Linked DNA regions of Homo sapiens: all the other regions are linked to region 3. A link is a loop called in an ENCODE intact Hi-C map of the cell type or tissue named here. Cell type or tissue: heart left ventricle. All regions are shown on one strand. Each heading gives the region's core, and the rest is flanking DNA. Links, peaks and the distances in the headings are about the cores only.

Region 1 (8,203 bases), core at 2,215-7,214, 150 kb after region 3:
TTTATTTTTTAAAATTATAAAATACACATAAAACTTACCATTTTAACCATGTTTATGTGTTAAAAATGTTCAGTGGCATTAAGTACATTCACATTGTTGTGCAACTGTCCCCACCACCCATTCACAGAAATCTTTTCATCTTGCACAACTGAAACTCTGTATTCCTTAAACAGTAACTCCCCATTCTTCCATCCCTCTGTCCCTGGCAAGCACGATTTCACTGTCTGTCTCAATAAATTTGACTACTCTGGGTAATTTATATAAGTAGAATCATACAATATTTGTGGTTTTGTGACTAGCTAATTTCATAACATCAAATTTCATCCATGTTGTAGTATGTGCCAGAATTTCCTTCCTTTTTAAGACTGATTCAATTGTATGTATATATTGCATTTTATTTATCCATTCATGCAACAATGGGCACTTGAGTTGCTTCCACCTCTTGACTATTTTGAATTATGCTGCTGTGAACATGGGTGTACAAATATATCTCTTCAGACCCTGCTTTCCATTTTTTTGGTATATACCCCAGAAATAGAATTGCTGGATCATGTGGTACTTTACAAGGTTTTAACTTAGGCAGAAAGAACAAGTAAATTTGTAAGACTCTCCAGATTTCATCATTATTTACTTGTTGGTGTATTTTTTGTTGTTGCTGTTGTTTTTTACTCTGTCGCTTTCTTCTGGATCAGCAATATCCAATAAAAATACAATGTAAGCCATATATATAAATTACATTTTGAAAAGCTGCATTTCAAAAAGCAAAATGCAATAGGGGAAATTAATTTAATGATATATTATTTAAGCCAGGATATTGAAAGTATTATTGCAGCATGCTATCAATATAAGAAATTATTCATTAGATGCTAGAAATGATAGATAGGCTGAACATGTGTATTATAATAGAAAATAGTAGATTACATGATGCAATCATTGAAGAAAAATGTAGTCTATGGAAACAATAAAGTTATGGTTAATGAAAAAAACACTTTACACTACTTCAGATTTTAAAGTAACATTTTAATTAATTAAAATTAAAAATTCAGTTTCTGAGTTGTGCTAGTCACATAGCAAGTTCTCAACAGCCACATGTGGCCAGCAGCTACCATAGTGGACACTGCAGAACTGAAGCCCTTGCTGGAAGTTCTTTTTTTTTTGAAACTGAGTCTAGCTCTATCACCCAGACTGGAGCATGATCTCAGCTCACTGCAACCTTCACCTCCCGAGTTCAAGTGATTCTCCTGCCTCAGTCTCCCAAGCAGCTGGGATTACAGGCGCATGCCACCACACGCAGCTAATTTTTGTATTTTTAGTACAGACGGGGTTTCACCATGTTGGCCAGGCTGGTCTCAAACTCCTGACTTCAAGTGATCTGCCCACCTCAGCCTCCCAAAATGCTGGGATTACAGGCATGAGCCACTGCACCTGGACAGAAAGTTATCTTCTTTATTTAACCCAATGCAAATGTACAAAATATTTTTTAAAGTAAGACATGAATTCATTTTTAAAATTTACTTTTCTAGTGTTTATCTAAAACATAAGAAAAAACAATTCTTGTCATTTTCATAAGAGAGAGAATAAAAAGAGAGATAATCAATTTTTTAAATATAACCCCATAGCAGAAGTCTTTAAATAACACTTCCCAACATATGTGTATTAGGTCCTGGTTTCACATTAAAGTACCAGTAATGTCCTATTCTTGGTATCCTAATTATAGTTGTAATGTTTGAATTTCAGTGAACTTCTGAAGAAGCATTTAATATACATACTTGGCAGCAATGCTTTCTTATCTGAATGGCTTGAGAATTGGCAGTAGTCAAAGACCTTGAGAGCTTGTAAAAATTTAAAAAAAAAAAAACTTAACTAAATGACCTGAAAGATGGATTTAATCATCTCTTGCTTTTAAATAACGTATAATGATTAGTGGCAAAAATAAGCAAACAGGTGTCTCCAATCAGCTTGCATTGTTTGTCTTTTTTCTTTTGTTTTGCTTTTGAGACAGGGTCTCTCTCTGCACTCAGTTGCTCAGGCTGGAATCCAGTGGCAGAATCACAGCTCACTGCAGCTTAGACCTCTTGGGCTCAGGTAATCCTCCTGCCTCAGCCTCCTGAGTAGCAAGGACACACAAGCGTGTGCCACCACATCCAGCTAAATTTTTTTTATTTTTAGTAAAGACAAGGTCTCACTATGTTGCCCAGGATGGTCTTGAACTCCTGAGCTCCAGTGATGCTCCTGCCTTGGCCTCCGAAAGTGCTGAGATTACAGGCGTGAGCCACCATGCCCAGGCATTTGTTTGTCTTTTCAGAGACCACTGAGTTGTGCCCGGTATAAACACAATAGGATCTAGTTCAGTGTAAGTTAGGCATCATACCCTTTCCACTAGTAAATTATCAAATTCATTATCGTTACTCATGAGAAAATGTCAAAGGAAGATTTCTTTTCTGGGTGAAAAGTAACAGGTTTGGCTATGAAGATGGCAGATATGAGGGACCACTCAGTTCATATTGCTGGAAAAAAATGTAAACGCCAAGGCTAAGATGTGACCAATTTAGATTTTTAAAAACAATTTGACTTCAGAATTTGTATGAGCAATATACTACGTGACACAATAATCAATACTCATTGATGAAGGACCTCTCTAAACGACAGAAAACAAATGTGCCCAATAAGCATGTAGATGTTCTTCCCAGCAGTGGTGTAAGGAGACTTGAAGACAAAATTTAGTTCAGAGCTTTTTCAACCAACAAAAATATAGCAGCTGTTTAGCAACTCCCCACTTCCTCCTCCCTGCAGCCCCTGATAAGTTCTAGAGATCCACTGGACAGCATCATACCTACAGTTCACAATACTGTATCGTACATGTAAAATCTGTTAAAAGGGCAGTTCTCATGTTGCGTTCTTACCATAAAATAAAATTTTAAAAAAAATAGTCTCTTTCTATCTAGCAAGAGTGATTGGCTCATTGCAGGTATAAGCACACTAAAAAGGTAACCAAAATGTCAAAAATCATGTCGTGGCCCAGTCCTTGGTCCCAGGCACTTAGAGATTTAGAATATACTGGTCTTAGGCAGGTAGGAAGTTTTGATGTTGCTTGGCTTTGCCTGAAGTGGGAGAAATATGATCTTAAGAAATGAAGCTTTTCAACTTTTCAGCATGTTTGAAAATTATCTTAACAAAATGTTGGGAAACAAAAACAAAACACAGCACCTGTGCCTCTGTATTTCCTTCTATAGAAACCCTGTAATGTAATTCTAGGTTACGTTATTTAATTCTAGGTTACATTGTATTCCCAGAGGTCTAGTTGGATTGCCACATCAGTTTGTGTCTTCCAGACAGTTTAGACAAGCAAGAGATATTTGTTTCTTTTTTTAATTGTCCATCCTTCTTTCTTTCCTGAACTGGAGATAAAGGAGAGGTGGAAGTCCAGTTATCCTCAGCCTTGAGACTTACCTATGAAGCAGGACTCTTGCTTCTTCCATGTCCCATCGGAAGAGCTGATGCACCTTGCTCTCTTTTCACCAACCTGAATCATCCAGTGTCTGTATTCGGTCTGCATTCATAATATCATACGTACTGTTACACTCGGAAAAAGGGTGTGTACTTTTGAATTTGGCACATGAATATAGATATATATATAGCATTTTATATATTTTTATTTTTTTCCAAATTCATTGAGGTATAATTGACAAAATTATATATATCTAAGGTGTACAATTTGATGTTTTGATATTTGCATACATTGTTAAATAATCACCATTATCACACTAATTAACATATCCATCACCTCACATAATTACCTTTTGCATGTGTGTGTGTTGAGAACACTTATGATCTACCCTCAGCAAATTTTAAATTTTACAATACAGTGTGGTTAACTATAGTCACCATGCTCTACATTGGAGCTCTAGAACTTATTCATCTTGCATAATTATATCTATGAGTTCAACAATTTTAGATTATACGTATAATTGAGATTATGTAGAATTTGTCTTTCTGCCTCTGGCTTATTTTACTGAACATAAAGTCCTCCAAGTCCATCCACGTCATCACAAATGGCAGGATTTTCTTCTTTTTTTGAGGCTATATAATATTCCATTATGTATGCATTATATATAATGCATTATATATTATATGTACACATATATAATACATATACATATATAAAATGTATATATGTGCACACATAAACAATGGAATACACACACAAACACACGTCTCACATTTTCTTTATCCATTTATCTGTTGGTAGACATTTAGATTGTTTCCATATCCTAGCTATTTTGAATAATGCTGCAATTATATAAGAAATGCATACAACTTCATAGCAAAAAATAACAACAAAAACCATGATTTAAAAATGGACAAAGACCCTGAATAAACACTGCTCAAAAGAATGCATACAAATGGCCAATAGGTATATGAAAATATATTCAACACCACTAATCATCAGGGAAATGCAAATCAAAACCACAATGACATATTAGCTCACACTTATCAGAATGGCTATCATCAAAAAGAGAAAAGAAAACAAGTGTTGGCAAGGATGTGGAGAAAAGGGAATCCTAATACACTGTTGGTGATAATGTAAATTAGTACATCCATTGTAGAAAACCATATGGAAATTCCTCAAAAAATTAAAAATAGAGCTACTTTATCATCCAGCCATCCCATTTCTGGGTATGTAGAGCCAAAAGAATTGAATTCAGCATCTCAAAGAGATATATTAAACTATTTTTCTCTAATTTTAAATAACCTGCTTCAGTAGGCCTGTATTTTTCTATTTTAAGAAAAAAAGCTTTCAACTTTTTCCACTTTCAATTTTTTAGTTAAAAAAGAACACACACATTCATCAGTCTATGGTAATTATCCCATCAGAAGAGATAAAATTAAATTCTGAGGAGTTGTAGACAGGCATCACATTAGCCAGAATGGGAGAGGAAGACTTCTCTGAGGAGGAGGCATTTGAGCTAAATCCTGAGTGATATGAAGGAACCAGCCTTGAGCAGATCTGAGAGAAGAGTGCAAAGGCCCTGAGGCAGGGCAAGCTTGGTGGGTTGAGGAAGAAGAAAGAAAGTTGACATGGCTGGAGCATGGTGAGCAAAGGTGAACGTGTGGCAGCATGCAGCTTACATGGGGCCTTATAGACTGTGGGAAGCAGTTTGGATTTTATTATAATTGCATTGAGAAAAAAATAAACACTGGACAATTTTAAGCCAGGTAATGAAATTTTTTTTAAGCTCTCTGACACAGGTGGGATTTTAGGAAAAAAGTGGAGATAGGGAGCCCATTTAAGAAAGCTGTTAAAGTAAACCAGGAGAAAAATGAAGTGGCCGAGACCAAGGTGGTTTCAGTAGAAATAATGAGATGCTGTCAGATTTAGGAAGGATTTTAGAAGTAAAACTGACAGCACATGCTGATAGAGTGGATGTGGAAGGATACGAAAACAGAGATAAAGGATGACTCCAGATTTAAGCTGAGAACAAGCTGGTGAATAATACTATTAGCTGAGATACAGCAGACACAAGAGGATCCATTTGGGGGGCTGAGGATAAAAGGAGATTTCTATTTTATTTATCTTAAATTTGAAATGACTGTTAGCTACCAAAGCAATGATGCTTCTTGGATATCTACTGCAATTATCTAGGTTAGAAACAGGGAAGCAGCAGTGCGGATGGGGGAGTGGGTGGATTTGAGAAATGTTTGAAGAAGGAATGAACAGGACTTGGTTATCGATGACATGTAAGTAATGGAGGAATGCAAGAGGAATTCCAAGGCCCCTGATTTGAGTGACTGAGTGCCACATTCCCTGAGAGGCGGCACAGGAGCCGGAGCATGTTTGGAAGGGAAGAGGAGGACTTCATATTTAGATAGGCTCTGTTTTGGTGCTCGTGGAAAACCTGAGGCCATGTGCTCTGGGCACATTCTTATTTGAGCTCAGGTAAGAAATACAGTTCAGAAATTTAGGAGTCACCAGTGCTAATATAGTTGTCATTAGAGCCAACAAAATGAATGAGATTACCCAGAAAAGGCCCATAGCATAAAAAACAAAAAGAGACTTTATTTCAGATCAAAAGAAAAAGCTTGATGTGTGTCATGCTGGTGAGCAAAGCAATCTTGAAAATGAGAAAAAGAGAAGGGAGGGAATGACGCAAACATCCTTCCAAATCAGATGCATCATTTTATCAGAAGTAGCTCCTCTTCAGCCAGGACCTGCAACTAGGAAATATTGGACATAAGGGCAAGTCTCACATCCAAAGAGCAAAACCTGCAACCACAGAGCAGGATGATAAAGAACTCAGAAACTGAGACGTTGATCTTGAACTGCGTGTATGAAAGGGGTGGGGTAAAGGACAGACCACTGTATATCCAGGTGATTATTTGGGTTGGGTGATTGTCTACCAGACAGTTGAGGACAGCAGATGACAAACTGGAAGTAATAGGTACAAACCACGGTGACAGGAACTGATAGCAAGGGTGCTGGGCTATTCAAAGAAACCTCATTCTGACTCCAAGATTAGTGAACACTCACTGCCCAACAGCTGCCTTTCTGGAATAATACAAGGTCTGTGTCTGGGAGGAATTCTGGAGATTGCTTGGTGCTAATTTTTAATTTTACAAATGAATTGAATAAAGCCCTGGGAACACCTGCTTTCAGGTAAAGTGTGTGATGATAGTGGAGGCATTCCTGTTGTACCCTGATACTGTTTATGGAGCTATTTTCAAAGGATATGAAACTAATTTTAAATATGCCTCTGGTATGTTGCAAAGCTGTATCTACTTCTGGCGGAAGTCAAGTGTAAAGGGTAAGAGTGCAGGCTCTCGTTTCAAACTACCCAAACTAGAATCCTTGCTTGTCCCTTATGAGTCCTATGACCTTCACCTTTCTCACCTTATATGTAAAATGGAGATAATAATCTTTTTATCTCATAGAGTTTTAATAAGGATTAAGTGAGATAATATCTGCCAAGCCCTTGCCTAATGTCTACCTGGTGGTATGCTCACAATACATTTTAGCAATTTTTTTGTTGCTTTTGGTAATCACCTAATATCACTTGGCTCTGTCTTTTAGCAGCTCAGTAGAAACCATTAGTAACAAACCCTGAGGTGCGTTGTTCTGGCACAGGGTGTGCATAAAACAAATGTTTGTTGAGCAAGTGACAAAAGAAGGAAGAAAAGAAGGAAGAGAGGGAAGGACGGAGGCTGTACTGTTCAAAGACCTTTCTTCATTATCTGGCCCACATTCTGAAATGTGGAAATGTATCGGGTATTTTTATTAGTAGTATTACTCTTTTTCTGATCTATGAAATATGCAGTCAGCACTTTTGTCAGAGTAGAGGAAAGATCAAGAAGGAAGGTGTATGTCTCTGTGTGTTTTGAGCCCAGAGACACTGTCAGGGGTTTGCTCTTGTTTCTACTGCTAAACTCCATCTCTGGACCTCTAAGGCTTCACATACGGGGTGTTTCTGTGTGCCAGTCACAGGCTACAGAGCACAGAGACAAAGAGCCTTCCCTTAAGGAGCTTGCAAATGCTAGAGACCAGTGGCACAAAAGGATTTTTAGAGCAACAGAAGCTTTGATAGATCGTGTGGTGTAAAGGTTAGAAGCACAAACTCTATGGCCCGACCACCAAGATTTGGGTCCAGCACTTGGCAAATCTGTGACCTAGACAAGTTATTAACCTCTCTGAGCCACATTTGCTCCTCTAAAGTAGGGACAGTGATGATGCATGCGTGGTAAGGTTAAGAGCAGATGAGTTCATGTATATATAAAGGGCTTGGCCTGGCATGCTGCTCATGCCTGTGCCGTTGCCTTCCTCCCAACGAGCAATGCCTGCTGTAGTTCAGAGGATGGCCACTCTGAAACTGAGAGAAGAAACCATCTTAGATCTTGAAGAATCTATATGAATTTTTCAAACAGAAGGATGAGGGCTGTTTCAAGCTTGGGATTAGAAGTGGCCTATTCAGGGGACTTTCAGAATTTGTAGAGAATTCTGAGTTACACAGGGAAGCAGAGATTGTATTTAATGCAGTTATACTGGATCCTGTAACAGTGAAAGGAAAAAGCAAGGTTTTTGGAGAGGAGTGTAGCATAGGAAAAACAATTTTTAAAACAATTCATTGGATAAATTAAGATGAAAATGGATGCTGAAGCCAGGGATACCAGCTTGCAGACAGTTGTAATTTGATGTGCTAAGGACCTTGGC
Region 2 (8,203 bases), core at 2,215-7,214, 160 kb after region 3:
CTTTTTTCTAAAACTATTTAATCACTTTGTGGTTTCTTCTATCTTCTTTTGCTCTGTTCTCCTGCTGACCAGGAGAACTGTCTTGAGCCCCCTTTCTGGTCTGCAGCAGCACACCCAACCCACCACAATCATCCCTGTCCTAACGCATAATGGGAGGGAGCAAAAGAATTCTAGACTTGGAGGCCAAATTCAGGCGTCAAATTCTAGTTCCACCACTAGTTTTGCAATCTTGGATAGGATACCTAAACTCATGCTCTTCCTCCTTGTCCTTCCATTTTAAACGTTTTAATAATTTTATCAAAGTAATGAATTTTATCAAATGCATACATAGTTAAAGTATAAAATACAATAGAAGTTACTTTTACTGGCCAGGCACAGTGGCTCGCGCCTGTAATCCCAGCACTTTGGGAGGCTGAGACGGGCGGATCACGAGGTCAGGAGATTGAGACCATCCTGGCTAACATGGTGAAACCACCTCTGTACTAAAAATACAAAAAAAGTAGCCGGGCCTGGTGGTGGGCGCCTGTAGTCCCAGCTACTCAGGAGGCTGAGGCAGGAGAACGGCGTGAACCCGGAAGGCAGAGCTTGCCGTGAGCCGAGATCGTGCTACTGCACTCCAGCCTGGGCGACTGAGCGAGACTCCATCTCAAAAAAAAAAAGAAGTTACTTTTACTGGCCTCCTAAGTGATTTGCCTGATTAAGCAACTCTGTCCGTTCTCTCATTATATCCTATCGACTGATGTTCACAGCCACCTCAGTACCGGATGCCCTCTAGCCCGCCTGTAAACTCCTGATCCCTCCTGTGGAGATGTATGTGGACCAAGCGTCAGTGGTGTTTGTACCCAGATGTGCTGTGCCAGTTTTGCTAGTTCATATAATTATTCAATGATAATTATGTAAACCAATGATATATGGGTGTGTAGAAGAGAACTGCTATTTCTATTAAAATGTTTTGTAAAGACTCAATAAAATTGAGTTACTAAAAATAAAAGGCTATATAGGCCGAGCATGGTGGCTCACATCTGTAATCCCAGCACTTTGGGAGGCTGAGGCAGGCAGATCACAAGGTCAAGAGTTTGAGACTAGCCTGACCAACATGGTGAAAATCCATCTCCACTAAAAATACAAAAATTAGCTGGGCATGGTGGCACATGCCTGTAATCCCAGCTACTCAGGAGGCTGAGGCAGGAGAATCGCTTGAACCCAGGAGGCAGAGGTTGCAGTGGGAGGAGGTTGCAGTGAGCCGAGATCGCGCCACTGCATTCCTGCTTGGGCAACAGAGCAAGACTCTGTCTCAAAAAAATACAAAATAAAATAAAATAAAGGCTATAGAATTATATGTGAGCTAGATAGTGGTAAAATATTGGGGAAAAACTTAAATCTAAAAGGATTCTGCTTTGTGCCTTTTTCAATCTACTTTAATGAAACAGAAACTGAGAAATATACATGATGATTATGGGTGTAGTTTATGTAAGAAAATGCAGAACTGGAAATATGTGGCTATATTCTATATGCAGAAATCCTGGTAGTATTTCCATGGGATTCTTATGATACTAAATTAGATAAGGTTCACATAACGCACTCAGCAGCATGTCTGATATTTAATAAGCATTCAATCCATGTTAGCTGTTATTGTGGTTATTATTCATTTAATAATGGCGCATCCAGGCGATTTTAAAAGAAAAGATAAAACAAAAGGCAAGGTGAGACCAAATCAATCTTTCAAAAGAAAATATTGGGATAAACTTTTAAACCCAGCAACCAAAGGACCTAAACTTCACTGTGATTATTTTTTTCTTTGCATCCAAATATCTGTGTGTAAAATTAAGAGGATATTGATGATCAAATATCTACAAAGTTTAGCTGGAAAAACAAATCCTGATTCATTATTGAAAATAAAGCCTTGGCATTCCAAATGTAACCCTATTTCAACTTTAACAACAAACTGCCACATAGCCTTAGGAAGCTCTCTAACCTTTTCCTATCCTTGTATTCTCAGTTAGATAAGGATGATGACAAACAACTAAATTAATTTATCACATGGCCAGAAGAATTATTTTGAATTCTTTGAGAAAAGTACACCATGGTTGTATTTGTGTTCTCTCACTTGAGTGTGAGCTCTACCTGGCTCAGTGCTGTGTGAAGCTCTCCAACCCTCAGGATAAGGATCAGTGAAATGCTAATTTTTAAAAAAATTAAATTTTCATCAAAGCTCTAGACCTATTCACTTATTATGATGTTTATGCCAAGTTTCAAGAGGTAAAACATGCTTCACCACAAAAAACGATGATCAGAATAAGTTATGGAATGAAAGGCAAAGATCCTATTTTATTTGATTATCTAAATTAAGTCTTAATTCTTTTTCAATCTTCTAAACACAATATAAGAACAGATATACTGGATGTGAGGTTTAAACTCATTAATTTTAGTGGCTCTGGCCAAACCCAATTAATTTCTGTTTGTGAAGCAATCCCCATTGTTGGGGTTTCAAGTTATTTTCACAGTTAACCATGGAAGAATATGCATAGCTATTCAGTACATGATCTTGTAGCTAGTCAGTCAGTCTATATTGATTGTATGGACTGAGCCCAACATCCTACATATTTATTATGTACAAATATACAGAAAAATAACAATGATTTAAAAGATATAGTTAAAGCCTTTAAAGAGCTATATACTATATTACTATTATTGAGATGTGGGAGAGGATACTTTTCCTTAGGAGACAATTCAAAAGATAAAAAATAAATTGTATTTATTTCCCTATCATTTAATCGATGCTTACAGAAATAGCTCTTTCAGAAATTTAGGTTAATTCAATATATATGCATAAGACTAAACTAGGTTCAGAGAAGTTAAAAAGAGGAACCAGACTGGATCATCCCAGTGTTCAATAAGTTTACTATAGTGGGGGAGAACGGCATTTATCTAACTAGTATACTTCCATCCATGATGTGTGGAGGGACAAACTAGACCAGGGAAGAATTACCAATACCTGAGTGTACTCTCATTGTAATGCCCTAATATCAGGTCTCCAGACATCCTTAAGAAATTGCCAGATTTGCACAACCTTCATATTTGAGCCATCATGGAGATGGAGGAAAGAGCCTATCATGTCCACATTTTTTAAGGAAATGACTTGATTGTTATAAGTCAGATAGCTTAAAAGCAATATTTGATGAGAACAATCTCTCATACAATCAATAAGCAACTTACCAGAATATTGTAGGATATAAAGAAGCAGATTTTTTGAATAACCAGTTTTTCCACACCAATTTAACTTCCTTCCTTGATTCAGTGACAGCCTGCATAAATAATGATAATATGCTAGAAATAATCAATTTTGTGTGGAGGAAGATTTTGTTCTAGTCTAAACAATATTCTTATCACTAAGCCATGATAGTGTGACCTTAATCATGCTACCATTACCTGGGTGAACAGGTAAATATAGAGTTGCAATTACAATAAATTGGGTGGGAGCAATGCATTACATATCCAGGTCCAGCCCCTGGGGATCAGTTGTACTGAAGGACCTGTGACTTACTGATGAGCTATATGACTCATAAATACCTGCCTCCAAAATGCAGATATTACTAAATCAAGTAGAATGGCCAGTACCTTACACCAGGAAGTTCATAACAAGACAATTAAAAATGCCCTTGGATATATGCTTTAAATCATTCTAAAAACAGAATAGCATATCATTGATGCAAGTGTAAACTGGTATTTTTTGGCACACGTGAAATTTGCTAAAAAATAACTTAAAAGACAAGTACCAATAAGATTTTTATCTCAATTAGGGTTAGCAAAGCAATATTATAAATGAGTCACACTGAGACTAGGTGATTTAAATGAGGCAGGCTAGCAGGACAGACAATTAATCCTACCATTGCTTAAGCCACACCATCCTTTAGTACTCATTCAAGTTTTAGTCAACATATGTTGAAAGATATTTTTTAAAAGGCATGCAGAGAGCAAAACATTACCTATATATTTATAAAATACAGAATAGAATATATATTAATATATAATATATGTAAGTGTATTATATAATATATATTTCATTATAGTTATATATTATATAAAATATATGGTATGACATATAGTATATATGTTATAATATGTTGTATTATACATATTATATATATACATATATATATATAATGTTTTAAAGGAAAGAAATGGAACCATGTAACCCAAAAAGCCAAAAACTAAGTAGTCATATAATTACATTCTTACTGCTCTGTAAGATTGTTCTCAGAAGGAACTGAGGCTCTTCTCTCCCCATAGGTGACTAGGCCAGAAGAAATATACTATGTTACAGTAGGCCAACTTCATCTGGCAGAAAGATGCCCTTGGTAATCACCATGAAAAATCACCCGTTCAAGGAAAACCTTAAGATTTCTTTCTTATAGCTGTTTACTACAGAATAAACTTTCATTCGTTCTGGATAATTTAAATATCCGTGGGGTTGCTTGCCTCAGAGCCCTCTTTTTTATCCTAGCTTTCTGTTCATTTACTCTTCCAAGCTTCCCAAACTAAGGCATCCAATAGTGGGTCACTAATAATGCCAGGAGCTGTACATGGCATCTCTATCTCAATTTCACCCAAAGACATCGAGCCCAAGTACTCAATTTTACACAAAGATTTTATTAATAAATGAAAATATTATTGTATATTAGCACATTGATCTGTTATGGGATGGAATGCTGAGAATCAAAGGAAATTGTCTTCCTTGTGATGGTCATTTTCCAATGCTACCCACCCCCCAGTCCCTGGCTCCATTTCCCTGCCATAAAGAGTACAGGCTCAAAGCCCAGGCTTTTCTATACCAAATTTTCATGGTAATGCCAGGTTTCCTAATAAGTGACACCAAGCTTAATCAGGCCAGAAACACAGGGGATGACACATTTTATTTCATGACCCTCTCCCTTCCCATCATTTTCCTTGTTACAAATAAAATATGAGAGGCTTTGAGGCATCTTTGTGTAGAAAGTTTTATAAATGTCTTTGGATGTGATGGTAATATATGAATTTCTTTCCTCTTCTTTTTCAGGATGGGGACCAGTGAAGTACTTGCGGCCTGTACCCAGAATCAGTGAGTAACTTCCTCATAATGTTTGAATCTTGGGTAGTTATAGATAAGCAGAGCAACAACTAGAATATCTGAAAACCTCAGAGTGTGGCTTTTAAGCACCTGTTCTGCTGATGATAGCCATCCCTAGGAAGCACTGCCTAGGTGGCATTTTTGGAGTGCGTAAAGTCTTGGAGGGTGGGGAGAAAAAGCAAGCAAACCACGATCCTTGTCCTCAAGGGATTTACAAAGGAAACTAAAGGCTCTGAAGACTGATTTCAGTTATATATAGGATGGTGTTTTCCTTATATGAAAAAGTTTACATATTTTTCTATTTTTATTTTAAAAGTACTTAACACTTTCCTGGCACATTGCACTGTAGTCTATTGTTTAAAGTGTCTTCCTCTATGAATAGAGTAAAACCTCATTAATTCAGATACTGCTAATACAGAATTCTTGAGAATTTGATCTAGACTAAGCTGAAATTTAGCTTTGAATTTTCTGCAAGGAATGGATTTGCTAAGTGAAATGGAATATTTGTGACCCATGTAAAAAGAATACATTGTTTTCATGGCTTTGGCATACAGTGGTCTTTAGGCAAAAAGATTCAGCTGTAAAATAAAGATTATTAAGATCATGAAGTAGATATCCCCTTAGACTTTATTGGCAGGTAATAGTATTGAAAGTAATAAAACAATGTTGCTTTCAATAAATTCTGACTTCCATAATTCAGGCTAGATCTTCCTCTCCTCCTTTCCAAACTAATTATTCTAATCTAATGAGGTTTGCTATTGTGTAACATGTGGATGGAAGCATTTAGTAATAGAAGATGATCAATTCCTATTATCTTAAAAATTTATAAATATAAATTCTAATTTTGGGATGCATATCTGTAATGTTGATCACCTAGATGACAGTAGTATGTTTACTTTACAAGAAAAAAATGATATATTATTCCATTTTCTTTTTCATGATCTCACATGGCAGGTAACATTTGTTTTCATTTAAAACTCAACATTTTTGCAAAGCAAGCAAGTCAGATTCCTAGGGCAATAGCAAAGATTTGAGGTGAGGGAAAAAGACAAAATCAGACCATGCCCTCCTAGGGGTATATTGAAAAATTGGAATAGTAACTGAGTCACCATGCATCCATTTATTCCTTTATTCATTCAATAAACACTTAGCCAAGGGCCATGCTTATTGCATCAAGGGATGTAGAGATAAATAAAATTCCCTTTTTGTCTTCACTTTACTGGTAGCCCATAAGTTGAGACAGAGATGGAGACAAGTGATTTTCTCATGTGATAAGCAATGTGTTATCCCAAAAAACAAAGTGCTTTGGGAATGCACAGAATACACTGTTAAATCTAACAGGAAGAGTTGGGAGAATATTCAGTAACAGTTATCACGCTTGAACTGATTCTTTAAAGAATGAATGGAATTTCTGCAAGTAGAGAAAGGGAAGGGCAGCATTTCAGGCAGTACAAGCAAAAGCATGGAGACATCAAAGCACATGTATTGCCCAAGTAAAACAACGTAGACTTAGAGTTAGTTGTATAGAGCTGAGGGAATGTGGGAGTAGTGTATGGTCTATACATAAAGGTATATTACCAAGAAAAGATACCCTTTAAGTGGTCGAAAACAATAATTGGAGTTTAGAGAAAGAAAGATTTGAGAGTCTTTTGCATAAAGAGTTGAAATGTGAAGAAATGGAAATGAATAAGATTATTCAAGGGCACAGGAGAGAACTTTTAGGAACACACAATAGAATCAACTTCTTCCTGAGACAGGAGAAAAGGATGAGTGGGGAAAAACTAAGATGAGTTTAAAGATGGATATAAAGAAATTTGAGAGAGTTTATGCCTGAAAGCTCCCATTTTCTTGCCACTATACTGTGAACAAGCATGGGATGTAGAATACGAGGACACAAGTTCGAAACTCAGTTCAGCCACCCATGAACAATGCAACATGGGTAGGTCACATAACCCCTCTAAATTTCCATTTTACCATCTGTGAAATGGAGATAATAATAACATGCAATTCATAGGTCAGAGAACTTCATAACACATGTGGAGGCATTTTATAAACTACAATGCACTTGGCCAGAACACATGCTGGGTGACCTCACTGAGCTCTTGTTTATAAAACAGGGACAAGCTGGGCATAGGGGCATGTGCCTATCATCCCAGCTACTCAGGAGGCTAAAGTAGGGGGATTGCTTGAGGCCAAGAGTTCAAGATTGTAGTGTGTGATGATTATTGTACCTGTAAGCAGCCACTGCAGTCCACTCTGTGCAACACAGTGAGACCCTATCTCTAAAAAATCAAATAAAATAAGGACAACAGCACATAGCTTACACGGGTTACTGAGAGCATTAAAGATATGGTATCCACCATGTGTGCTCTATAGATAGGAACCACTGGGTTACTGTCTTCTGTGAGTAAGAGCTTATCTCTGGGGAAAGAGGAAAAAATTCTGCAATGGGGAAGCAAGACAAGAAAGAGACATGGAAAAATATTTTTGAGCGGAATTAAAAGCCCATCCTGAAAACATGAGTTTGCAGGTACAGCCACACCTGTGTACTCTGGAGCAATCAAAAGGAATGAGTTGATGGTCTGGGGTTGGGGTAGATCAAAGCAGGTATACTAGTGGCTGAGAGCAAGTGCCATTGAGGGGACAATTGGAAACGTTGGCCAGTGCAGATCTCAGAAGTTTAGAGGCCCTGTTCTCCGGCCTCAGCATTAGTTTGACAGAATGGCGCCCTTTCTATTCAGAGTCCGCAGCCTGTGATCCTGTGACTTGTTGTTGTCAAGTAAGTGAGTGGCTTGTGCAAAGGGCTGAGCAGCCAGATGCCTCCAAGGTTATATGCTGTCACCATCAGCTAACCTCCAGCCCTGACGCTACTGCTCAGATTTAGGACAGTGGCCAGCCAGACCCCTGCCTGACCCTCCTACCCTCTCACCTCCCACCCTTGTCTCACATCCCAACTGCAGCCTATTCCCAGCCTCCCCTTTCACTTGAACTTTCATTCTTCCCTAGCACATAAGGTAGTAAAAAAGCTGTCCACCTCCTCTGAAATAGAAAGGTAAAGTTTCAGCTAACTATTAATAAAAAGGAGCCAGACTGCAT
Region 3 (8,203 bases), core at 1,816-6,815:
AGAAATTACATGCATAACTTCCCAAGCAACTTTGATTTTCCTAAAATAACTGCAAGCATTTCTTATTCAATCAACCAATCAATATATATTTATTGACCTGCTCTATTTACCAAGACTATTAGGTGCTGACCATTCTAAGTTATTTGACCTTGAATTATTGCTTTACTGGGGCAGCTGATATATAATAATAATGGCAACACATCTTGTTTCATTTTTATTTACTTACAATTATCTCTTAGTTTTTCTGTTTTACCAATATTATTTTTCATACAATTTAAAATTTATAATTCTTTAGGAGTCATAGTTCTTCCTCATTTACTATTAATCCTATGCTCTTTCCATAAGGCATTTTTCCTTTTGCATTCTGCTTTTTCTCCCCAATATTCTTCTGAACACTTAATTTGTGCTTTAGTTATAGATATTTGGTCCTTGATTTGTTCTTGATTTTTAAGAAAATAATTCCTTCCTTAAAAAAGGTTAGAGACAGAGTCAAATCTTTTTTTAATTATGTCTTCGTCACACAATAATTTTGATCAACCCCAAATCATAAAATTTGCTATACCATGCTTGCTATGGCAGGAGGTAAATCATTATGTTTCCAGATCTCTCCTTGACTGGAAAATCTTAATGCTTTCTCCTTTTTCCTGTTTATTCCTGATGTTACAATGATTTCTTCTTAAATTTTAGAAAGGAATTTCTACTTTGTACAATGCCACATTCTGTATCCTATAGATCGACTTCTGGTAATCAGGCCTTTGTTTCTCTCTTGTATTCACATTTTTTTATTGTCAATTTCTTCTACTGAAGAAATCAGCCTTTTATTTCCTGATTAGAATTCACTTTAAATGTCACTACACAGATAAATCAATATGTGAAGGTGAAAATGACTTGAAGAGCTTTGTCAAGGTAAGTGTTCTATATCAGACGTTATGGGATTTTTGAAACCAGAAGGATCCTTAGGGCTTATGGAGTTCAATGACCTCATGCACTGCAGATGAGGAAACTGAGCCCAGGAAGAGAAGACTTGCCCAACTTAACGTGAACAAATCCTGTTCTCCAAGACTCTTTCTATTTCATAGCACTAATGCAAGGAAGCTTTCTAAAAGTGATTTTAAATTTTTAATAGTTGTTTTTATTTTTCTTCCCAGCAATATCTGGATACGGTGGGTTTTATCTTCTCTTTCAAGAGTTCTATTACTCTTTTCTTCTGGTTCAGTGGGCCGGCTTGTGTTCACTTGACCAGGAATCAACATAAATCGCATTCTATCATTTTTTTCTAGTTTTACTCGTATGCTGCAAAATAAAAGCAAGATAAGATAAAGGGAAACTACTGTAGCTACTGGACTATCCTCTATTGACTTGTGTAAAAATATCTCTTCCCAGATAAATAAAACCCTGCTTTCCCTCAAAAAATAGTTGGAGGCATAAATAAGAAGGTTCAGAGGTATTTGCAACACCCACATGACCTGGCATATTGTGCTAAATGCATTTCTGCTGAATTTTGACTTTGGCCATTAATTAAGCCAAGTCATCATTAACACCGGCATAATTAGAGAAAAGCATAAACTCAAAAATAGCAAGAAGTATCCCTTAGCAGTGTCATGCTGATACCTTAAATTAGTTTTGTTTTGTTTTGTTTTGTTTTTGTTTGTTTGTTTGTTTTTGGTACATAAGGAAACCAGGAAAATATCCTTTCTTACTCTTTTCCTACCTCTCTACCCCAGGTCACCTTACACACATTTTTCATCTCTATGAGCAGCTCACTGAAGTCATTCTTTATACTACTAGTTATACTTTCAAAGTTAAGTTTAACTTTATTGTTGTGCTTAGCCTAGCGGTATCAGCATTGTATGCCTTTTCCAAATAAACCTGAGAATGATGAAGTCTTCCTTCTATGAAGGCACTTTTGCTATTGAATGTACCTTGAGATTTGATGCAGAAACCACGTTTATGGACCATAATTGTTACCAACCTATTCATTAAAGGATCAACAATACATAAGCTTCACACTTGCCCAGAAACAGTCAATAGTTAAACATTTTAAGAAATTGAAAGAACTAAACAAAATTAATAGACTGGAGAGTTTAGAAACATGCTGTTAATCAATGTTTTAGAAATAATTCACTGTGTAAAATTAAATTAGTTTAACTACAAAATTAAAAGGTAATATTTTCACATAACAATATAACTCCCAATCAAATGGCATGAGAACATGCATCTTATACTGGTGCTTGGTATACATTTTAGGTAATTTTTTGATCCTTTATTCATCAACCTTGGATATTAACAATATTCAATTTTCTATAATAGTAATTCTTCAAATTTTTAAAATCAGTTTTAAACAGAGGTCTAGGAATGAAAGACAGCCACAGTTCTAAATATTTGATTTGCTGTGATAGATAAGTGAATAAAATAGATTCTAAAGACTGGAAACCCCATAATGGACTAGCAATGCCTAGTAGCTCATCAATCAAGCAAATTCAATAAGTTGATCTGATCATGCCCAATTCCCCCGTTAGCTACTAAAACTTTTCAATTTATGCCCATTTTAAGCATAGAACTATATTCAAATACAGTTCTAATGATATTCTTGCTCAACTTCTGAAAGGCACAGGCTAAAAAATTTGCATGTTTTGCAACAGCCTAGAAGTAGAGTTCATGTATTATCAGGTTGGCCTGAATTTCCTCACTGCTGTGATATAATGGATAGTACCAACTCCAAGAATTCATAGAACATGGATGGATACACAGGGAACCAAACCAAGAGCGAGTAAGTTAAATGGTTAGTTCATTCAAGGAGCGCTCATCAATTGCCTACCAGGCATGTGTCAGTTAAATACAGCTCAGGGAACACTAGCTTGTTTCTTTCAACTCAGGAAACATTTATTCTATTGGAGAATGAGGATTTTCCCCATATGAAGGACTGACTCTGGGTTAAAAGTTAATAACAAATCAGCAAGTTGTATTACAATGGTTTGCTTGTGGAATGATTTGTTTACTCTTTTTCAATTTTCCAAATTTTCAATAGTGTGTTTATATGGCATTGATAACTTTAAAACTCCTTTACAATTAAGCTGAAATAAAAAGAAATCTATAAAACAAAAAAACCCCAGCAAATATACAAATTTTAAAAATTAAACTCTTATGTCTATTCAAGTCCTTTGCCCATTTGTATCAGGTTATTTGACTTTTTGTTGCTGAGTTATAGGAGCTCTTTATATATTCTGGATATTAATCATATCAGAGATCTAACATTGTCAAATTCATAGAAGCAAAAGGTAGGATGGTAATTACCAAGTGCTAGAGGGGAGAGGAAAAGGGGGAGCTGTTTGATGGACAAAGTTTCAGGTTTGCAAGATGAAGAAATTCTGAAGATCTATTTTAAAGCAATGTGACTGTATGTTAACACTACTGAACTGTACATTAAAAATGATAAAAATGTGGTGTTTACCCCAATTTTTAAAAATGCATGAAAATAAAACACTTGTGACAGAATAATAAATCAGCTTCTGTTTAAAAAGAAACCTGCATCAGGCAAACAAGTCCTATAATGGTAATTCTTCAAAGAACCAAAGTTCACTACTACCAGATGTGTTATTACTAAACCATTAATAAGAATAAGACCTACTGGAAGTGCATAAGGCTAATATTTCAGTTTCAGCAAAAGCAACAACAAAATTCTAATGTCGTAATAAGGTAGGTTTAACTAGTTAATGCTTTTAAAAAAATAGTTGAGTTTTTCTTTGTTAATTTATAGAAATCATCTGAATGCAAAATAAGCAATCAAGGATTCATTTATTTTTATTTGCCCTAGTTTGGTCAAATTGTTGATAGAATAATGTTTAGAACTAATTTTTAAACCTGAATGAACCATTTTTATTTTTTCTTTTCTCTCTCTTTCTTTCTTTCAAGACAAGGTCTTGCTCTGTTGCCCAGGCTGGAGGGCAGTGGCAGGATCAGAGCTCACTGCAGCCTTTTACTCCTAGCTTCAAGTGATCCTCCCGCCTGGGCCTCCCAAAGCCTGGTGTTTCCTTTAATGATTTAAAAATGTTATTCTAGTGTTGGTCTTTGCAAAGCCCTTTAAAACCGCCAACTTCAGCTTGTTCGATTTTGAAATGCGTGGCCTGAGAAATCTCCTAGGTCTTGAACATTATAAATGGGTACTATGCTCATTTTGAGGGAGCCCTGGTTTACACAAACCTGCTGCTGAACTTAGCCGTACTTACAACAAGCACTTTATTGATCTATTATAATTGATGTATTAAAATAAACAAACGAACATCACCTCCTGTCTGTAAAGCAAAACACATTTTGACTTTGGAGTTAACGTTTGCGACAGCCTTCTAACCTATGGACGTGTTCCTCAGAACTGGGTTTCTAGAAAAGCTAGGAGAAGACCCCAGCGCAGGGGAGAGGAGAGGGCGAATTGGGAAAGAACTGCTAGGGTAATCACTTCCTCGACTGGGCATGGGGTGGCACCTGAGCCCTGGCACGCGGGGCTGGGAGGGCGAGTCGCCAGCGGAGGCGAGGCCAGAAAGTCAGAGGAAAGAGGGGACCAGAGAGCCACAAAGGCAGAGCTGGAGAAGGCAGGGCGGGCAGCGGGGGCGAGGGAGAGAAAAAGAGGGAGGCGGAGCTGCCCGGGCGGGCGGGGGCGGGGGCGCGGGCGGGAGCGGGCGCGGAGGCGGCGCCGCAGCCCCAGCCGGGCCGGACGCGGGAGGGTCAGGGCCAGGGTGAGCGCCCGACTCCGAGCTGTCCCCGCTCCCGGCGCGGCGCTCCGCTCTCAGCCACCTCACGGCTGCCAGGAGTGCGCGGGAGTTTGCCCCGGAGCGCGGGGAAGTTTCCTCCGAAGCTGCGCTCCTGGAACAGCAGCACCTGCAAGCGCCCGGCAGCGGCCCGCGAGGTAACCGCGCTGGGGCTGGGGTTGGGGCTGGGGGGCACTGGAGGGGCAGAGATGATGGCGCGCTGCTGGGTACCCGCGCCGGGAGCGGGCTCTGGTGGGCGGGGACGTGCGCCCTCACCTTTCCAGGTGCTTCGCCGCTGGAGATGCGGGAGGCTTCTTCCTTTTTCTATCTCCCCTACCTCCAGTATTCCAACCCACTTCCCTTCACTTCAGTGGACGCATGGCGGGAGGTGGGGGGCGGGAGCAGGAGGGGATCCTGACTTTGAGGGGGCGCTGGAGAAGGACGGCCGCCTGAACTTGTCAGCTACCTGAGTTTCCTTCCTGCGCCCCGGCGGGGCACCCTGGACTCCAGGATTCCGGGGTCAGACCCCTCTTGGGGCATGCAGAGGTTGGAAAGAGGACGGCAGGAACAGTCTTTAGTTTCTGCTGCCAGTCTGTCGGGTCCTCCAGGGTGTGTGGCAGAAAGACGAGCATCTCTGCTGCGGGGGTGCCTCCTTTGCGTCAGTCTCAAACTCCGCGACCTGGCTCAGGCTCAGGCGCAGGCTGCGGGAGAGGTGGGAGGGAAGTTAGGGGGACCGGGAGGCCAGGTGCGATCGTGGCCAGAGCAGAGGGGTTGGGAGGGGCGATCTGAGGAGGGGCTCCAAGTGGGTTGCGGGGAGAAGGAATGGTGTGTTTGTTTCTGCTGCTGTTACTTTCACAGGGTTGCCTGCTCCCTCTTCTGCCCCGTTTGAACATCCTGCCTATCAGCATGTTTCTGTTAGAAGGTGTTATGGTTGATGTCTGTCAGGAGTTATTTCCAACTAAGTTCACAGGTGCTAAGTCTAGAGCTGCAGGCCTTCCTCCTTTCTCTCTCTCTGCGGTCCACCCCCAGCTCCCTCCCACAAACATACTGTGCCTGAATAATCCCCAGCGTTTTGAAAGCGATGGCAAGTGAATAATACACAATGTGTGTGTGTGACTTTTTTCTCCCTATTATGCTATCAGATCCAAATCAAAACGCCGTGGATGCTTAACAGGACTCCCTTTTCGCAGTTTTTCTGATAATTGAGAGTATTACCAATGTTTATTTTTCTTCGCTTTAACCTCAGAATTGCATTAATCTATCTTTGTACAATTTTATTTACATTGTTATTATTCCTCTCGGTTTGAAGGACAGGGGCCTCTTTTCAACTCACATATACACATCCAAATGCATTGTGACCATATTTAGTATTTATCTGTCTTCTGATTCAGTTGGCTGGCACCTGTTAATTCCAGTACCTAATCATAACACCATATGCCTGCCAACCAACGTGAGGATAAGGTGAATGCTATTGTTTTTCATGGGCAAGAGCACCCTGAACTACCACTTTTTATTATTGCTCAAAGGGTGTAAGAGCTTCAATCAAAGTGAATCAAATTTACAAAACAATATTACAATTCTACACCATACGATCAAACAGTATGATTCCTAGGCACTTACAGCTGACTAGTAATTGAGGAAAAATTAAAATCCTCTCATCATATGGAAAACATTTAGATTGCATATCGTCAATAAGAAATAGCACACACTGAATGCCCCCAGAAAACGAGAAGAATGTTCCTCTTACCTCATTTGGTTTTTATCCCCTTCATTACAGTACCGTCCTCCAGAAAATGAGCACCTTGCATATAGATGTTGGTATGTACTAACTAAACACCATATTTTTTAATACAGAGGCTTGGTGATAGTCCAAAAACATAAATGTTTTAAATCATTACCAACCATCTGTTCTCTCCCACTCACTTACAGCACAATGTTTTATTTTCACAGGTATCAAAACGTACTTACTCATTTCATACATTCCCATGACTATCCTGAAAGCTGTAATGGTATCCAATGTTGACTCAAGTTCAGTAACTGTTGTGTTTGGCTTATTACACCATAAGCTCTGCTTCTTTTATTTTCAATGAAAGAAGACATTCTAAAAGTTTCAAAGCACTTGGCCAAGGCTGGTGTATACTCCAGTAAAAATCTGATTGCTTTCCCCCCACCCCCCACCTTTTTGTTAACAGAGAGAAGCTAGAAATTAGTGCAGCTGCAGGGCCCTCCTGATGACCTTCTTTTCCTTTCTTCCTGGTCACAAGGGTAGCATTTGATGCTCTGAAGAAGTGCATTAAAAAGCCCTGTGACTTCAGAAACTTAGTATGGTTTCCAGGAGAATGTAACATCTTCCAAGGAAGAATTTACAAAATAAGAGACTAACTTACTCTTACAAATTCCAAATTCAGTAAACCTAAGAAATACACATTGTTTCCCACATCAGTATTGCATATGAATAGCATAGGATGTGAGATAGGATATGAATAACATGTTTACCTGTTATTATATACTTTATATTTGTATTTGGGAATCTGGATGAGTTGGGATGTAATCAGCAGATAGATTCACACTCTTTGTTTGGTTGATGTCATCAATAAAGCAAGATTTGAGATATTCAGTTCCCTATCCAAGAAAGATTTCCCATTTAGGGGTGTTTGCTCTAATTAGAGCTTCAATATTACGGTATTTTATCATTCCAAATTAAGTTACATAATACATCCTTTGTTCCTTTAGCCTAGCCAGCACATTAGGAAAATTCTTTTCACTCAAATATGGGTGCAATGTCCCAAAGCATTTTCATATTTTTTGAGGAAAAAGATAGTGATGATCTTTTTCACACTTTGCAAATAATTGATGTGTACTTGAAGATTATCAGGAACCAAGAAAAAGTGGGCCATTATCACCAGCTACAGTGTTCTATACTGCTCTTTTCCCTGAAAGCGTTAAGATTCTCCTAACTTAGAAGAATGGCTTTGGACAGAATAAACCCAAACTACAGATAATTTTGAAAGTAAAGTTGCCTTTAAAAATATAGTCTAATTAAAACCTTTGGATATTACATAAGAACATGTTACATCTTATTTTTCTGTATCCTAAAAATGAATTATTGAGGAGAAACAGTTTCACCATGTATAGTAAATACTCTGAATTATTCATGTTAATGAGAAAAATAGAGGCAAAGATAATGTAAAATCATGGTTATTTAAAAAGTCATTTGTGTTTGTCTTTGGAATGTATTGCATGTTTGGTTTAAAAAAGATTTTCATTGTTATTGTGGGCAAGTTGCCTTTCTAATTATTTTCTTGTGTTTAGGTTAATTTTTAAATGAGTTTTCATGCCTCAAACACGAAAACCCATTTGTGGGGAGGTGGGGAAGATGGGCAGACTGCCCAGAAATGAGCTGGGTGGCAGAAGTGAGCAAACCTGGTATGAAAACTTTGCAGGAAATCATATGTAATTCA

The links. Peaks named below come from ENCODE experiments on the same cell type or tissue, not always from the same donor. Only the 100,000 strongest peaks of a DNase experiment are listed, where the experiment ranks them.
Region 1: a loop joins it to region 3, with 3 times the contacts of the local background. A loop is called at or near these places in 4 of 110 quality-filtered maps.
Region 2: it touches region 3 in a loop (2.6-fold over the local background); 11 of 110 quality-filtered maps call a loop at or near these places.

Annotation. Positions count from the first base shown.
Region 1 is chr18:27,031,492-27,039,694 of GRCh38, reverse strand. All of the region lies in intron 3 of CHST9 (carbohydrate sulfotransferase 9), which reads left to right. Among named protein-coding and RNA genes, the nearest start is that of CHST9, 150 kb to the left of the region's middle. In heart left ventricle, for the core only: no CTCF peak of the experiment used is centred there; no DNase peak of the experiment used is centred there.
Region 2 is chr18:27,021,011-27,029,213 of GRCh38, reverse strand. CHST9 (carbohydrate sulfotransferase 9) reads left to right here. Exons shown (of 6, transcript NM_031422.6): 4 at 5,057-5,098. Among named protein-coding and RNA genes, the nearest start is that of AQP4, 160 kb to the right of the region's middle. In heart left ventricle, for the core only: no CTCF peak of the experiment used is centred there; no DNase peak of the experiment used is centred there.
Region 3 is chr18:27,181,833-27,190,035 of GRCh38, reverse strand. CHST9 (carbohydrate sulfotransferase 9) reads left to right here and starts at 4,728. Exons shown (of 6, transcript NM_031422.6): 1 at 4,728-4,900. In heart left ventricle, for the core only: no CTCF peak of the experiment used is centred there; a DNase peak (open chromatin) is centred at 4,545; H3K4me3 peaks cover 1,344 bases; H3K27me3 peaks cover 3,490 bases.